Linked DNA regions of Homo sapiens: region 2 is linked to region 1. Evidence: read pairs that join two places in POLR2A ChIA-PET (ENCODE). Cell type or tissue: PC-9. All regions are shown on one strand.

What was found. Peaks named below come from ENCODE experiments on the same cell type or tissue, not always from the same donor. Only the 100,000 strongest peaks of a DNase experiment are listed, where the experiment ranks them.
Region 2: POLR2A ChIA-PET joins it to region 1 with 7 read pairs; 1 of 35 experiments calls an interaction of 5 or more read pairs at or near these places.

The regions. Positions count from the first base shown.
Region 1 is chr1:109,566,268-109,574,267 of GRCh38, forward strand. GNAI3 (G protein subunit alpha i3) reads left to right here. Exons shown (of 9, transcript NM_006496.4): 2 at 7,470-7,512; 3 at 7,629-7,770. Among named protein-coding and RNA genes, the nearest start is that of GNAI3, 22 kb to the left of the region's middle. In PC-9, no CTCF peak of the experiment used is centred here; a DNase peak (open chromatin) is centred at 4,424; H3K4me3 peaks cover 1,170 bases; H3K27ac peaks cover 3,343 bases.
Region 2 is chr1:110,472,993-110,480,992 of GRCh38, forward strand. LOC105378899 (a long non-coding RNA gene) reads right to left here and starts at 654. Exons shown (of 2, transcript XR_947699.2): 1 at 573-654. It overlaps LOC105378898 (a long non-coding RNA gene), which reads left to right and starts at 765. Exons shown (of 2, transcript XR_001738181.1): 1 at 765-802; 2 at 952-1,090. It also overlaps the pseudogene CYMP. RefSeq lists enhancers at 4,296-4,796, 4,797-5,297 and a silencer at 4,755-5,049. In PC-9, CTCF peaks have their summits at 4,920 and 5,125; DNase peaks (open chromatin) are centred at 4,339 and 4,689; H3K27ac peaks cover 2,477 bases.

The DNA of each region.
Region 1 (8,000 bases):
TGAAAAACTATTTTGAGATTGTAGGCTAAGGAAACTTAGTAATTTCACAAGAAAAATAGATCTGTAACTTCTCCCACCAGACCGTAAAGTCCATAAACTTATTTGTATTTGAAGTCACCATATTCAGCATTTTCAGGCATGTAGGAGACATGTTTGTTGAAAAAAAATTTTTTTATTTGCTCAGTGATGTTTTTCCTATCTGTTATTCTTCTAGCCTTTTCTTTTATTGAACTAAGAAGCAACTGGTTTTTTAATTAAGTATAGTACCTTGAAAAGCCGTTTGAATGAAATGTCATTCTTTTTTGTTTGTTCGAGATGGAGTTTGCTCTTGTTGCCCAGGCCGGAGTGCAATGGCGCGGTCTTTGCTCACTGCAACCTCCACCTCCTGGATTCAAGCGATTCTCCTGCCTCAGCCTCCTGAATAGCTGGGATTACAGGTGCCCGCCACCATACCTGGCTAATTTTTTGTATTTTTAGTAGAGATGAGGTTTCACTATGTTGGCCAGGCTGGTCTCGAACTCCTGACCTCAGGTGATCCACCCGCCTCGGCCTCCCAAGGTGCTGGGATTACAGGCATGAGCCACCGCACCTGGCCTGAAATGTCATTTATAACCTTACTCTGAATTTTTAGAGTTACATACTTATACCTGTTACTAAAAGGAATCAACCGGGAGCAGTAGGTACTCCTATTGGAAATAGAATGGACTTACTCCTATGATCTTTAGTTGTAGATACTCACAATTCTTTTTTCTTTCCTGTTGTAAATGAAAGGTGAGAATAAGTTAGCAAAAAAATCAATTTTATTTGCTGATCAAGCTTTCAGCCTGCCATGAGGGAGGGGCTGTCTGTGCCTATTCTAGTCATATGTTCCTATATGTCTGATAATGGGGGCCCGTAGAAGAGAGAGTCTTGGTCTAGCACTGACTAAAAGGTTATCTAAAAATAGTGCCATACTGGGACTTGGCTGTCCAGACCTCTGGAAGAGGGACTATACTCTAATTATAATCCTGTTATTAAAAATTTTAAGATTTCTATATAGAAACCAGTATTTAAAAGGAAGAGGAGATGTTTCAGGTACCCCTGGAATAACTGCTATCTCAGGTGGTAGTGGTGCAGAGAGACCTGTGAGGAAGGTTCAAGGAAAAGCTATAGAGGTATAAATGGTTGAAAAGGAGAGGCGATAGTAGACAGGAATATCTGGGGCTGAAAATACATTTAAGGAAGAGAATATTTTTGTTCTTCAGGATAGGGTGAAGAAAACGACTAATGCTCTGATATATTATAGTTTGCTGTAACTTTTAGGTTATAAGTTGCAGTTTAAGTGTGTGAATTCAGATTCTATCTAGGATTTTATTATTATGAAACCACTGCTAAATAGTTACACCATTTTTACTGGAATTTTGAACCAACATCAGTATCCAAGTTGTTATTACTAAATAAAACTTTGCGAGGCCTTAACGTTACTTGGTGATATTCTCAACATTGGAAATGGCATTCATAAATAATAGCTAGCTAACATTTATGGAACATTTACTATGTGCCAGGCACTGTTTTAAGCATTTTTTATTGACCCCCATTCAGATGAGGAAATTCATTGTGCTTGAAGGCACAGAAATAGAAATTCACATAGTATACTCATGTACTTTCTTTGGACTGGCTTTAGTCAAATGAAAGAGAAAAAAGAGAAGGACTCAGGGGATAGTGTTTTTTTTTTTTTTTGAGAATTAGCCATCTGTCAGGGTTAATTTTTAAAATCAGTCTGTATGTGAGCTGAATGAGTTTGCTCATATGTGATAATGGTTTATTTGTTTTAGCAGTTCCAAATTCCAATCACTTGGGGCCTTGTTTAAAAATTATCTTGCAAAGAAATTATCACCATCTCTCACTTTGCATACCCATAATGTAATATATGTTATTGAGGGGTGGAGAGCATATGCTCTGGTACCTGCTCAGAGATCTTTTTAAAAATACAATTAAGAACATGTGTCTGGGTGCAGTGGCTCGCCCCTGTAATACCAGCACTTTGGGAGGTGAGGCGGGAGGATTGCTTGATCTCAGGAGTTTGAGCCCAGCCTGGGCAACATAGTGAGACTTCATCTCTACTAAAAATAAAAAAAAATTAGCCAGGCATGGTGGTGTGCCCCTGTAGTCCCAGCTACTCCCAGCTACTCAGGAGGCTGAGGGAGGAGGATTGCTTGAGCCTGGGAGATTGAGACTACAGTGAGCTGTGATTACGCCACTACGCTCCAGCCTGGGTGACAGAGCAAGACTCTGTCTCAAAACAAAAAACAAACAAACAAAACCCCATGTTTAGGTAAATACAGTGATTCTACATTAGAGTACATATTGTTGAATTTTTTTTTTGGTCTAACAGTGTTGATGATTATGTATCCAAACTGTAGATAAACACAGATGATTTTCTTTTTCTTTTTGCCAGAACAAGGTCTTGCTCTGTGCCCAGGTTTGAGTGCAGTAGCACAGTTGTAACTCACTGCAACCTTGAACTCCTGGGCTCAAGAGATTTTCCCAAGTAGCTGGGATTACAGGTGTGTGCTACCAGGCCCAGCTAATTTTTTGTGTTATTCTTGTTGTTTGTTTTTTTTTGGTAGAGATGAGGTTTGCCTATGTTGCCTAGGCTGGTCTTGAACTCATGGCCTCAAGTGATCCTCCTGCCTTGGCCTCCCAGAGTGATGGGATTATAGGTGTGAACCAACCATTCCCTGTCCCCAGATAGTTTTCTAAATTAATCCTCTCCCTTTATTCTCTGCAGATTGCCTTGCCTCTTTTATTGAGAATGAAACTAACATGGCTTCCTTCCTCCTTTTATTCTCAAAAATCTCCGTGACTTCACCTCTCATCCTTTTCTCCTACTTATATAGGATATCCTTTAAAGGATAAAGCTTCTGTGTTGAACGGATCCTATTGCCTCCTGTTTCTGGGACCTTTCCAACTTTTTCTCCCCTGTGTATCCTAACCCCCTGCATAGTTCCATCCCTTCTGCATACAGAGTCCTCTTCAGTTCCTCCCTTTTGAAGCCATAGCTGCTGTCTTTGCAGTATCCTTTGCATCTTCCCATTCTTTGTATTTCAACTATTACTTCCCTGGTGTATTGAAGATGGGCAACTGAATCTCTCCTTAAACTTGTGATACATTTTTGAAAAAAGATAGATAAAAGATGCAGATAAAATTAGGAAGTTCTGAACACCACATGTGTTGTGGAGTAGGGAGATGGAACATAGGAAGCAGCTTGGGGAAAACGCAACAATGAGATGTTATGAAAAGGGAGCTTACTGCTAGAACAATGGAGCACAGAGAGTTGAGGTAAAAGTGAAGAGCCCAGACCTAATAAGAAAGGGTTATAGAAAGTGTTTCAATAATTTGGAGAATTATTAGATAAACTGATGGTTTTAAAAATAGTGCCCCTGAGATGGAACTGGAAGCTCAGGAGAAGATATTAGTGTGATAATAAAGGGAAAGGCAAACTGACATTTTCTCAGGGAGCCTTGGAAAAATGTGAGAGAGGTAGGGCAACAGAGGGTTTTTTGTTTTTTTTTTTAATCAGCGCATCCATAGGGTAGGATTAATGAGATAGGTAGAAATTGATTCTGAGATTAATGGATTTATTATTTCATTCAAGATAATCTCACATGAATGATGGAAATGTGGTTTTCAATATATAAAAGAATGGTACACATTAATTCATTAATCTCAACTTTTCTTAATTTAGTAGCTCTTGTTACTATGGATAATCTGGGAATTCTGTCTTTTAAGCAATTTAAAATATAACTGGTATGCATTTGTATTTTCTTCCCAGAGTAGAATCATTGGATTTTTTAGATATGAATGAGAGGATTCACCTTTTTATAACAGCATCCTAAGAAAGTCACTATGTGCTATTTGAGTATTAACTATTTAGTACTACCCCTGATTATCGATTATGTAATAAGACAAGATCATATATAAATGTACCTTTTGATTCTGTAAGAATGTAGTTGTCTAGAATTTTTATATTTGGATTTTAATTAACTTTTGGTTAGTAAAGTTGAGAAATATTTAGTAAAGAATCATGGTTACTAAATATTATTCATTGTTTAGTAATATTTATTTGAGTAGATAATTTATGTCATGACCAGTTTAAGGCCCTGGGAATGCAGGGATGAATAAGCCTTCATGGAGCTTATATTTTAGTGGGGAAGATAAGAAATGAGCTAATCTGTCATGTGAAGAAGTGGTAAGTGCTATGAAAAAATATAACACAGAATAAGGGGAGAGACTGTGACGGGGTGGGAGCTATTTAGATAGATTAGTCAGAAAAGGCTGTTCCTGTGAGGAAGAAAATCTTGCAAAACTTATTTCAGGTAACAGTAAACGCAAAGACAGGAAAGACAGAGTCAGGACCTAACTCAGTAAGAACCGGTTTGGTATGTTGGAGGAAAAGCAAGAATGCTGGTCTGACAAGAGCTGTGAGGACAAAGTGGAGAGTAACAAGAGATGAGGGTGAAGAGGTAGGCAGGGGCCAGAGCATATTGCACCATAATGCCCATGGATTTTGAGTATAATTGAAGATCGTGTGACAAGATCTAATTTACATTTTACAAAGTTTATTCCACCTACTGACTGGCAAACTGGCTTTAGAAAAGGCAAGGTCTGAAGCACTGAACTATTTAGGAAGCTTTTGCAGTGATCTAGGCCTATGGTTTCCAATGTTCAGGAACAAACTGTTAAAACTATTATATTAACTATTTATATTGCTTTATTTAAAAAAATTAAGCTTTACTAATATTTAATATACAGATTGGCACTGGCATCCTTGTCTTATCTGCACGTTAGTCACATGTCATTTAACATTTTTGGCTTGAGCAACTGGTGAATGTTGGTGCCATTTACTGGAATGAGAAGACTGAGGGAGGAGCAGGGTTTGTTTTGAGGTGAGAGTGAGTTGGGGAATCAGTATCTCAGTTTTGAGCATTTTAGGTTTGTGAAATCTAAATACCTACTAGAAATCTAATATCAGGTAGATGGTTTAGATATATGAATCTGGAGCCAAGGTTAGAAGCCAAGATTAGAGATCTAAATTTGGAAATCATTAGTATAGAGACAGTATACACCAGCTTTGGAGCCAAACTGTGAATGCAAATTTCAGTTCTGCCACTTACTAACTGTGTAATTATAGGCAAGTTACTTGACATCTGTCTGCATCATTTATCTCATCTGTAAAATGGGGGTAATAATGTCTACCTCATAGGGTTATTGTGAGGATTAAATTAGTTATTACAAACAAAGTGATTAGAACAGTGTGGCCGAGGGTACTCACTAGATGTTAACTGTTAGGATCAGTTTTTGAATAGTGTTTAAGCCATGAGATTAGGGCCGGGTGCGATTGCTCACTTCTGTAATCCCAGCATTTTGGGAGGCCGAGGCAGGTGGATCGCTTGAGCCCAGGAGTTCGAGAGCAGCCTGGCAAACATGGTGAAACCCCGTCTCTACTAAAAATACAAAAATTAGCCAGGTGTGGTGGCGTGTGCCTGTAGTCCCAGCTACTCAGGAGGCTGAGGCAGGAGAATCACTTGAACCTGGGAGGCAGATGTTGCAGTGAGCCAAGATTGCGCCACTGCACTCCAGCCTGGGTGACAGAGCAAGAGTCTGTCTCCAAAAAATAAAGACCATGAGATTAGATAACTTAGAGAATGAGTTTAGATAGGGAAAAGGGCCAAGGAGGGACCCCTGAAGCAATATAACCTTTAGAATTCAGAAACTGGGTTGGGTGCGGTGGCTTTCGCCTGTAATACTAGCACTTTAGGAGGCTGAGGCGGGCAGATCACCTGAGGTCAGGAGTTTGTGACCAGCCTGGCTAATATGGTGAAAAACCCTGTCTCTACTAAAAATACAAAAATCAGCTGGGTGTTGTGGCAGGCGCCTGTAATCTCAGCTACTCAGGAGGCTGAGGCAGGAGAATTGCTTGAACCTGGGAGGCGGAGGTTGCGGTGAGCCGAGATTGTACCATTGCACTCCAGCCTGGGCTACAGAGCGGGACTCCATCTCAAATAATAATAATAATAATAATTCAGAAACTGGAGAGAGGAGATTGAGGAGTGAAGTAGGAATCAAACCTGAAGGGTATGTTGGCTAGAAGCCTGCCTAGTGAAGAAAATATTTCAACTTAGACAAATTCTGCTTGAGAGGCTAAGATGAGCACCAAGAATTGACCAACTGGGTTTGTCAAGATGGAAGTTTTTGGAGACCTTGAGAAGTAGTTTTATTAGAGTGGTGGGGATGAAAGCCTGATTAGCATAGCTGAAGGACAGAATTGGATGTACGAAATTGGAGGCACTGAGTATAGATGGCACATTAGAGGAGTTTTGCTGCAAAGAGGGATAGAGAAAATGGTGTGGTAGCTAGAAGAAAATGTGTGGGGTCAAGGAAAGTTAGGGGTGTGTATGTGTGTTGATTTAAAGATGGAAAATAGTATAGTAAGTTTGCATGCTGATGAGAATGACCCAGTGGAAAGAAAAAACTGATCATATTTGAGATGTGGAAAATATCATGGGAAATTGCAGCAGCCATGACCTTGAGTAGGTAAAATGAAGGTGCATAAGGGGAGAAGTTGATTTTAAAACATTGGCAGAGACTTTTCATCCATTGATGAAGGTAGAGAATATTAATGGAGGTACAGATAGACTGGTAGATGTCGTTGTGGGAAAATGTAGTTTTTTCTGATTGCTTTAATTTTTATGGAAAAGTAGGGTAGGATCATCAGTTGAGAGTCAGAATTGGGAGGGGGTTTATAAAATTTGAGAGAGAGGAGGTGGTGTGATATAGGCATCTTGGAAGATAGGAAAATGAGTTGACTAGGGAAGATCTAGCAGGTGGATTTGTCAAGGAGGTCAGAAGGCTAGCTTGACATTTGTGGTCATTTGTTTAAAGTGATTCCAGCTGGCTAAGGAGGGCAGGGTGGTCTTGAGATGACATATGGTGAGAAATTGATAGGAACAATGCCTTTTCTGCTTCTATTTGAAACATCTTTAGTCCTGTGACTGGTAGTATTGCTCTCAGAACATTTCTGTGGTATAGGCAGGCAGCAACAGAGGAATTAATAAAAATGAATAGACCAAAAAATAATGATTTCATTTTTGCCCATGTTCAGTGTTTATATCATGTTTTATGTAGTGAATGAGTTCCTCCAAAAGTTTATGTTGCCATCTGTCCTTGGATATGCCTATTTTACACAAATGATACCAAGCAAGCCCTAGGACACTTTCAATAAATTATACTTGGTTGCTGAGTTATGTAAAGAAAGCAAAATGCTGTAGTGGAGAAGCTCCATACATTTTCTTGATAGACATGAAAGCCTCACCAAAATTTTCCCTAGGACCCGTGGTTTTCATCAATCTAGAGTTATCATTCATGTTGATATTATACTTTTATGTTGATTACCGAGAAATTCAAAGTCTGGTTTTCTTTTCTTACAGGTGCTGGAGAATCTGGTAAAAGCACCATTGTGAAACAGATGAAGTAAGTTGGAATGTAGCGTTTTGTTAGACTAGGATTTCTCCTAATGCATATAAAGTCCATAGTATCTTTTCATTTTAGGTCCATGGTATTGACTTGTGGTTTTCTTTGTTTTAAAGAATCATTCATGAGGATGGCTATTCAGAGGATGAATGTAAACAATATAAAGTAGTTGTCTACAGCAATACTATACAGTCCATCATTGCAATCATAAGAGCCATGGGACGGCTAAAGATTGACTTTGGGGAAGCTGCCAGGGCAGTAAGTGTTTCTCATTTCCTCTTCACTTGCTCTTATTCAGCAGATACAGTTAAGTTAAGCAAAATTTTTGCTTCATGTTTTAGGGAAATGAATTTAAGCAACAAGATAAAATGTAGCAAAGTACTTTGTGCTCACTTGAGAAATGTTAGCAATCTACTTTAGCAGGTGTTAGATATAACCACCCCAAGAGGAGCCTAGGAAATGGGATTCTGTGGGTGCACGGTAGGTTT
Region 2 (8,000 bases), 910 kb after region 1:
TATTGAACTGATCTGTGCTTCGGTTCCCTTAAAATGAGACAGATAGTACCTCATTTACAGGATTGTGGTGGTGTGTGGCTGGGAAGAAGTGATTTTATACATGTAAAGGGCTTAGGATGCTGCCTGGTCAGTGGCCATGCTTGCCAACATTCATTGTTATGTGATCAAGCTTGATGCTTTGCTGAGGGGGCAGCTGGATCTCTCCTCACCACTTCCCAAATTAGCTTGAAATGTTAGTGGCAGGAGCATCATGAAACTGATGTCTAGTCCTCTAGTTGGGAGCATCAAAGAGGGTCCAGACTAGGGGGAGGAGGATCTCCCAGGGGTCATCTCATCTCTCACTCTGTATCTAAGTCAGCATCTCAGTGTTACCTTGATCAGTGCAGCACCTGTCAGCTGAGTTTCCCGGCTAGATCTGCCTAGGGATGTGCTAGATGCTCCCCAGGACTAGCCCCATTATATCCCTTCTAGCCAGCTGTTCTGAAATTTATACCTGGGGTTTGTTTTAATTAGGTATGGTAGGACATGCAGACATGGACATGATTGTCATGAAGGAAGAAGTTTATACTTACAGACCCCTAGACATAGGAGGCATGTAGGGCCACATTGGGAAGCACTGGGGTCAGTCAGGAGGTGGAGGTTGGGGGGGAGTTGTCTGGGGTGGTCAAGGGAAAGGAAATTGTGACATAGAGCCTTTATTGCATTATTACATGAAGGAATGGGTGACACAGGGTAGGTATTCTGAGTAAGCTTAGAATTGTATAGTTTGAGTAATTTCAGCGGACTCTGGGCTGGAGGAGTGGTATTTGACCCTGGGGTGGTTTAGGGCAGGGAGAAAATTGGCTTGCTTTTTGAGAGTTTGATAAAGGAGAGGGTTGGGGGTGTGGGCTGTGGGTGGGTTGGTTCGTATATCAAAGACAGGCTCACAGGGGAGTCTTTCGCCATGCCTAGGAATTAGCTAGTCCTGTGAGGGCAGTCTCTCAAGGATCAAGGCCCCAGATGCCAGAGCATCAAGAATATGGAAAATCAGAGAACATGATCAATATACCAGCTCATCCCTGGATGAAGCTCCCTGCCTTTCCTCATACAGGCGAGTGCTCTACTCTCCCTTCCCCAGTAGCACTGGTCCGTAAGCCAAGGAAAGGACTCATGCATTGAATTATACTTAGTTGCCTACACGTCTGTGTGTTCCACTGGACTACAAGCTCCCTGAGGGCAGGGAGAGGAGCTTACTCACCTCTACATGCTCAGTGCTTGGCACAAGGGCCAGGTGACCTCATTGGCAGAGGAGGAGGTGTTGCTGTGGTGGGCCACAGGCCACTGACTGTCCATATGTGGGTCACGTGGGCACTTACTCCCTGATTTCAGCCACTGGAGACCTCTTTTGGGAAGGAAGTCCCATGGCCTCATTTGCTTACTTCTGTATATAGCTGTTGAGTGAATGGGAGGATGAATTTAACATTTACTGAGTGCTTATTTTAGGTCAGGCATTGTTCTAGGTGTTTAGAGTTACAGAGAAAATTCAGACAAAATTCCTGCCCTAGAGTTCTTAGTCCAGAGGGAGGCTGATGTGTAAGCCATCACTGAGCAGTGAGATAAGCACTCTGAGAACATCCCAGACCGAGGAGCAAACTGCGCTGGTGGTGGAGTGGGTGGTTACTGCAGACAATGTGGGTGGGCTCAACAGAACCTGATTGTCTGCTTCCACTATACAGACAAAAAAGTGCAATCCTCAATTTTCCGGCCTACCTTGTAGCTGGGAGCTATAAAATGAAGTTCATCAGGCATGAGCGGTCTGCTGGTACTGCTTCTTCCCGCTTCCCCTTCTTCTTGCTTTGGGATGGGATGCGATGTTTGCTGCTGTAACAGCCATTTGCAGCCATAAGGAAAAGGCCAAATGAATTGCAGTGGTGTCCATTGAACCAATTCTGTATTTTTCTGGACTTCTTGTTTTGTGAGAAAAATAAACTGCTATTTAAACCACTGTAGTCAGATTTTCAATTACTTGCAGCCAAACCCATTCCTAATTGATCTCATAGGAGATATAAGAAAAGGCTTCACACAGGACATATCATTTTCTAAAATTATTTCTTTATTTATTTACAACAGAGATGGGGTCTCATTATATTTCTCAGGCTGGTCTTGAACTCCTGGGCTCAAGTGATCCTCCTGCCTCAGTCTCTCAAATTGTTGGGATTACAGATGTGAGCCACTGAGCCCATGCCCAGCCCATAGGACATATCTTTTGAGCAGAATCTTGAAGAAGATGGGTAGGCAGAAAATAGAGAGAAGGGCATTTGGGCAGAGGTATAGCATAGGTAAAAGCACAGTGAGGGGAGAAGTTGCATGTCACGTTGAAACACATCAAAAAGTATTAGGTAAGTTTCTCCAAGATGGAGAGAGGTGGGGAGGGTGTTCCAATCTCAATGAAGCACTGAGCAGAGTGTGGAGACAGGATCATGCATGTCATGATTGAGGCATGGTGAGTGTTTGTGCCTGGTTCCTGTTTGGGAAGCTGCAGAGATGAGGCTGGGAAAGTGGATGGGGCCAGACTCCTGGTGGTCAGGAGCTTGGTCTGCAGGTCTCTGCTGGTAAAGGCTCCTGAACTGGGAGTGGCCTGATGAGGTCCTGGTTGACCAGCCTATGGGCTTCTGTCTGCTGGGTGCCGCCCTCCCTGCCCAGAGGCCTGCATGGTAGTTGTGGTAATTGCCTCTTCTCCTTCCTTCTATCCCCCTCTCCCTTCCCATTCAGGAACCAGGAATAGGTTTCACTATTGCTGTTTCTCAGAACTAATAATATGCTCTTCCATGAGCAGGGTGGGGCCCACGCCCCATTCTTTCTCCCAAGAGGACCTGGCAATTCCATCATGCATTGGGCAGAGGTTTCCAGGACTCAGGCCACTTAATGCAGAACAAATAACTGTGCAGGTATGGAGGCTGGGAGTTATTCTCACCTAAATGTTCTGCTGACCTCAGCACGTGGACGGGCCATTACACCACGCACAGTGGCCATTTTGTGGGGAGGAAGAAGAAGGGTGGGGATTTCTACAAATGTGCGGGGCGACGTTTGTTAGGTCTCCACCTCCTGGGGTCTCTTCCACTTGAGCAATTGCTCTCTATTTGTCCTACAGCAAATGCCCCAGGGCCCCTTAGTCTTCTTCAGGCTCTGGGGCTTTTCAAGTGTGGACATGATTCAGTCATCTTTTGCTGAATTGCAGAATTCTAAAAATTCTAAAAAGTGTTTAGAAAAGCCACGATAAGATTTCATCACTGGTTACCTGGTGCTGGAGGGGGATGACTCCCCTTGGTCTAGATTCCTTGAGCCTGGGGACTGACCCACAAAGTGGCTATAACAAATCAGTGCCCAGGGACACCCTGTTTTGTTAGCAGTGGTAGTTATCTGTACAGGTCTGCAGCAACCTCAATTCTTGTCTACCCAGAAAAAAGAATTCAAGTGAGGGGCAAAAGAGCAGAAGGAGAGACCAAGGCAGTTTTAGAGTAGGAGTGAAAGTTTATTAAAAAGCTTTAGTGCCGTAAGGAAAGGAAGGAAAGTACTCTTGGAAGAGGGCCAAACAGGCGACTTGAGACCAAGTGCGTGGCTTGACCTCGTGACTCGGGGTTTTATACATTGGCATACTTCTGGGATCTTGCATTATTTCTCCCGACTCCTGAGATCTTATTGGGAAGCTGCTGATCACCAGTTCCAGGTGTTTTCTATCTACTAGGAGACTGCCTTTTGCTGGTGCTGGCTGTGACCAATTATTACTTTAGAGAGACAGTTAACAACCGCCTGACCATCACCTGATGGTCACCAAACACTCCTGACGTGTGTGTGGAGAGTCTTCTGCTGTACTCATACATGGCTAGCTACCTACTGTAACACCTTGACATAAGCGTCTGATCTCCACTCAGATATGAGCATCAATAAAGATAATTCAAGTCAATTTATTGAGCATCTTCTATGCATTTGCTATGGACACAGAGACTAGGGAGCCCACCATCGGATGGGAGATGGAAGGATCTAATGTGTGACCCCACTGTGAAAAGTACTTCAGGAGGAAGTCCAAAGGGATGATGCCGCATGCTGGAGGGGGCCAGGTGGCAGGGGAGTATAGCCCCTGGGAGTGCATGTGTGACCATCCTGGGCTCAAGTCCTGGGTTGACTGCAAAGCGGTGTGACCTTGAGCAAGTTACTTCTCCATGTCTCATTTTCCTCTTCCAAAGGCTTGAGGCAGAGATACTGAGAGGGTCATGTAAGGATCAAAGATAAGAGTATCAAGTGCTGGCATGTGTTTGGCTTTCTACAAATGTGACTCACAGATGACTACAGTTGTGTGACTCTGAATGACTCAGTTCAATCCCTGGTTCTATTTCCTTATCTGTAAAATGTGAGATTTACAAGCTCATGGTGCTAGTCCAAATCTCAGGTGTGCACAGAGCAGCAGGTCTTTTCGTTTTCTGTAAATCAGTTGAATTTCTGCAGTGTGCCCCCATCTTTCAAGAGCACAGAAAGAGGTGGCTGAGTCTGGCATCCAGGGCCATTGTCCAGGAGAGTTCGCTGCTGAGTCAGGCTGGTGGTGCATCCCTCCCTTCCTCCCCCACTGGCCCTCCTGCCTATCCCTGCCTTCCTCCCTAAGGTTGAGAGGAAAATTAATCTTGGTCATTTTTGTCAATGCCCCATTGTTGTGCTTTGATCCAGGTGACTCTCCAGCATGCCAGGTCTTTCTTGTCCCTGCCCCAGCCCCCGTTGCTTCCATGCCCTGTCTGGGCCAACCTAATCTTCTGGAAGCTGCCTTAGTCATATTCCCCCAGACAGGCCACACAGCCACCCTTCTCTGGGCTTGCCACTTCCCGGGGCTACCACCAGGGAGCAGGGCTCAAGGCCCTGCCACTTGAGGCCTGCCTGTCTCTCTTGCTTCTTCCTTCTGCATCCTCCAGGGAGCCTTGGGTTCTCATATGGGCTTAGGTTTCAGGCAACAGTGCCCTGAAAACACTGCAGGTGACTTCTGTTTCTGCTCTGCACACACCTTTTGTGAGGCAAAGAAAGGCAGAGCAGGCTTTTCCTTTCATGAGATAAAGAGAAAGCAGAAAACAGACTTTCTACATACGTAACACTCTCAGAATATTATTCAGCCCACTAAAAATCTATAATATTTATGGTATATTTACTTAGTGTCAGACACTATGCATTTACTCCTTTAAAAATCTCCATTTCACAGGTGAGCAAACAGAAGTTTAGAATGCTTAACTAAGTTTCCAAGGCACCCAGCTAATAAAAAGTGGAGCTGGAATATAAACTTGGGTCTCTTTGACTCTTTTTAATTCTATCACATGACCTACCCTCCACCCTAAAAGCTTTTTGCAGTTCTTGGCCTGCCGGGATAAGCTCTCCTAATGCTTCATGCCCTCTGGGTCAGGGTTCCTAATAGTGTGTACTTGAATGCTGTTAGACTGACTCCAATCTTGTGAACAAACACAGAGCAACCAGTGCTAAGGGATCTTTGATTCTTGGCTTTGAGAGTCACCTTCCAGTGGAAGAGTTGGCTGAGCCTGATGTCCAGGGTCATTGTTCAGGAGACTTTGTTGCTGGGTTCAGGTTGGATCACTGGTGACACGAGGCAAAGTGGTGCAGCCCTTCTTCCTCCTGATCTTGCTAATCCCAGAGAGCCCTAGCCCTAGATGCGGCAGACAGGGCCCATTGCACATGGATATTACTATCCTGAGGGGTGCCAAGAGGTGGGGAGGAGTGAGCTTGAAGCAGAGCTGCCTCCACACCTGATTTTGTAAACAACTGGGCCCTGTGGTGTAGTGTGCATTGTGTTAGACTAGGAGTCTCAGGATAGTTCCAAGCTCTGTCTTCATTACAGGCCAACCCTTTGACCTCTCTGAGCCTCCATCTCCTTGTCTGCAGGATATCATAAGGATGTCACTTGCTACTTCTCTGGCTGCTTCTCAAAAGTAGTGGCAAGGCCATGCACTCATTCATTTGCTTAACCAAACATTCCTTGAGCACCTACTATGCATTACGCTTGGTGCTGTGTGGCAGGAAGCACTGCTCAGAGGCAGGGCCATCAGCATGGGGCAGGGCGCAGCGCCTGGCAGGGCGGCCACCTCAGGGAAGAAATCAGGAAGCAAGTTGTGCTATTTAGCGTTGACTTTGATTTCTGCTCCCGGCATCTGGGGAGGGTGGGTGCCACAAGACAGCTGGATGTGTTTGTGGCCACTTCCCAGGGCATGAGGAGCGGCAGTGTCCTGGCCTTTTGGGGACCTGGCCTTCGGCTTTGTGAAGGGATGCGGCAGGGTGGGAGGCATTGCCATGGTGGGGATCAGATCTCACCACATTCCTCATTCTGTTACAAAACATCAGTTCTCTTTACTGGCCTTCTGAGGCTCCCTCCTGAGGTTCCCTCCTGAGGCCCCTGCAAATCAAATGTATGCAACTCCAGAGCCTGTCCCTCTCCATGGCACCGGTGTTTCTGCTGCCACCACATGCCAGCCTCTTTGGCTGCTCCTGCCTACCCTTTCTTACATCCCCACCAGGCCTCCTTCTCCACGTGGACATCTGTCCTGCCAGGCATTGGGCAGCTGGCACTCCCACTCTCCCATGGACCTGAAGCCCTTGCCTTCCTATTTTGCCCACCTTACCCTTACACAGTCCTGATTTGCCAGCGTTAGCCTCCCCTGGTCCTTGGAACATGATCTTCTCCACCAGCTTCATGGCCACATCCTTTGTTTTCCTTCTTATCCTGACTCTCTCTCTGGCTACAAGCCTCAGAGAATCTCTGGCCTAGACTCCAGGGGCCTCTACTCAACACATCCCCTGCACATGTGCTTCTGAGGCGCTGTCTCTGTACACTCCAATGGGACTCAGAGGCTGAGTCCTGGCCTAAGCTGTTCCCTACCGTATCACTGCCATATTTCCCTTCTTCTTCTATGTGGGGGCACTTGTCTGCCTTCCTGGTTCAGCCCTGCCCCGTTCTTCCAATGCCAGTGTGATCTGGCATCGATTTACCCCTCCCCTCCTCAGCACCCTTCCACCGTGGAACAGGGCCTATGTCCCTAGGGGTGCATGTGCCTTGGGCCTGCCTTCTCTCTTAGACTGTGCTCTGTAGGAGTGGAGGGCACACCTGCTCTGTGCTCTAAACCCCAAGCTCCACTCACGGGGATGACAGAATGAACAATTCCTCTCTGCCGCAGATGCCACTTTGAGGGAAGACCGAGTACCCCTGCCACTAGAAAATTGGGCTGGGGGCAGATTCATGGATAGGGCAGGCTATCAGCTTCCAGTGGAGTCAGATCACGGGAGGGGAGGCAGATAAGGTTGGAGTGGGATCTGTGGGGAACAGGCCTCTTACAGTGCATAAGGTGGAACATGGAACACATTTCTGGCAGTGCCTCCCCTGTGTTGGCTCGAGAAGTCCCGTCTGCAAGTGGGGAGCAGGTCAGAGAGGCCTATGTTGACATTTCTCAGGCTGAAGACCAGGCATGTATATCCTTCAACTTTGAAGTCCCTGGAATACAGATATTCTGAGACAACACTCAGGATACCTAAGCCCCATGCTGATAAGGGCCACAGATGGCCTCACTCGGTGTGAGTGGTCCTTATCAGCATGGGTCTTAGGTATCCTGAGTGTTGTCTCACTGTATTTGTGGAGTGACCTACAGTCAGGAGCTATCTCTGAAGTCTGGGCTTCCAGCCACAGGACACCTGGCTCCCTCTATAAAGGCTGTGGAGTGGGCTCTGGCTGGAGCAGTGGCCAGTCTGCAGTCCAGGATGAGGGGCCTTGTGGTATTCCTTGCAGTCTTTGCTCTCTCTGAGGTCAATGCCATCACCAGGTGAGTGTCAGAGCCCAGGGGAGGGCAAGGGCATCTCATCGTCCTCTCTGGGAGGTCTGTCCTTGGTCTTCCAGCCATTGGTCCCCCAGGGAGTCTTGGGAGAAGTGCTGCAAGTTCCCAGGGTAACAGCTCCCTGTCAGTCTTGCCTTTGCATGCTGGGACCTT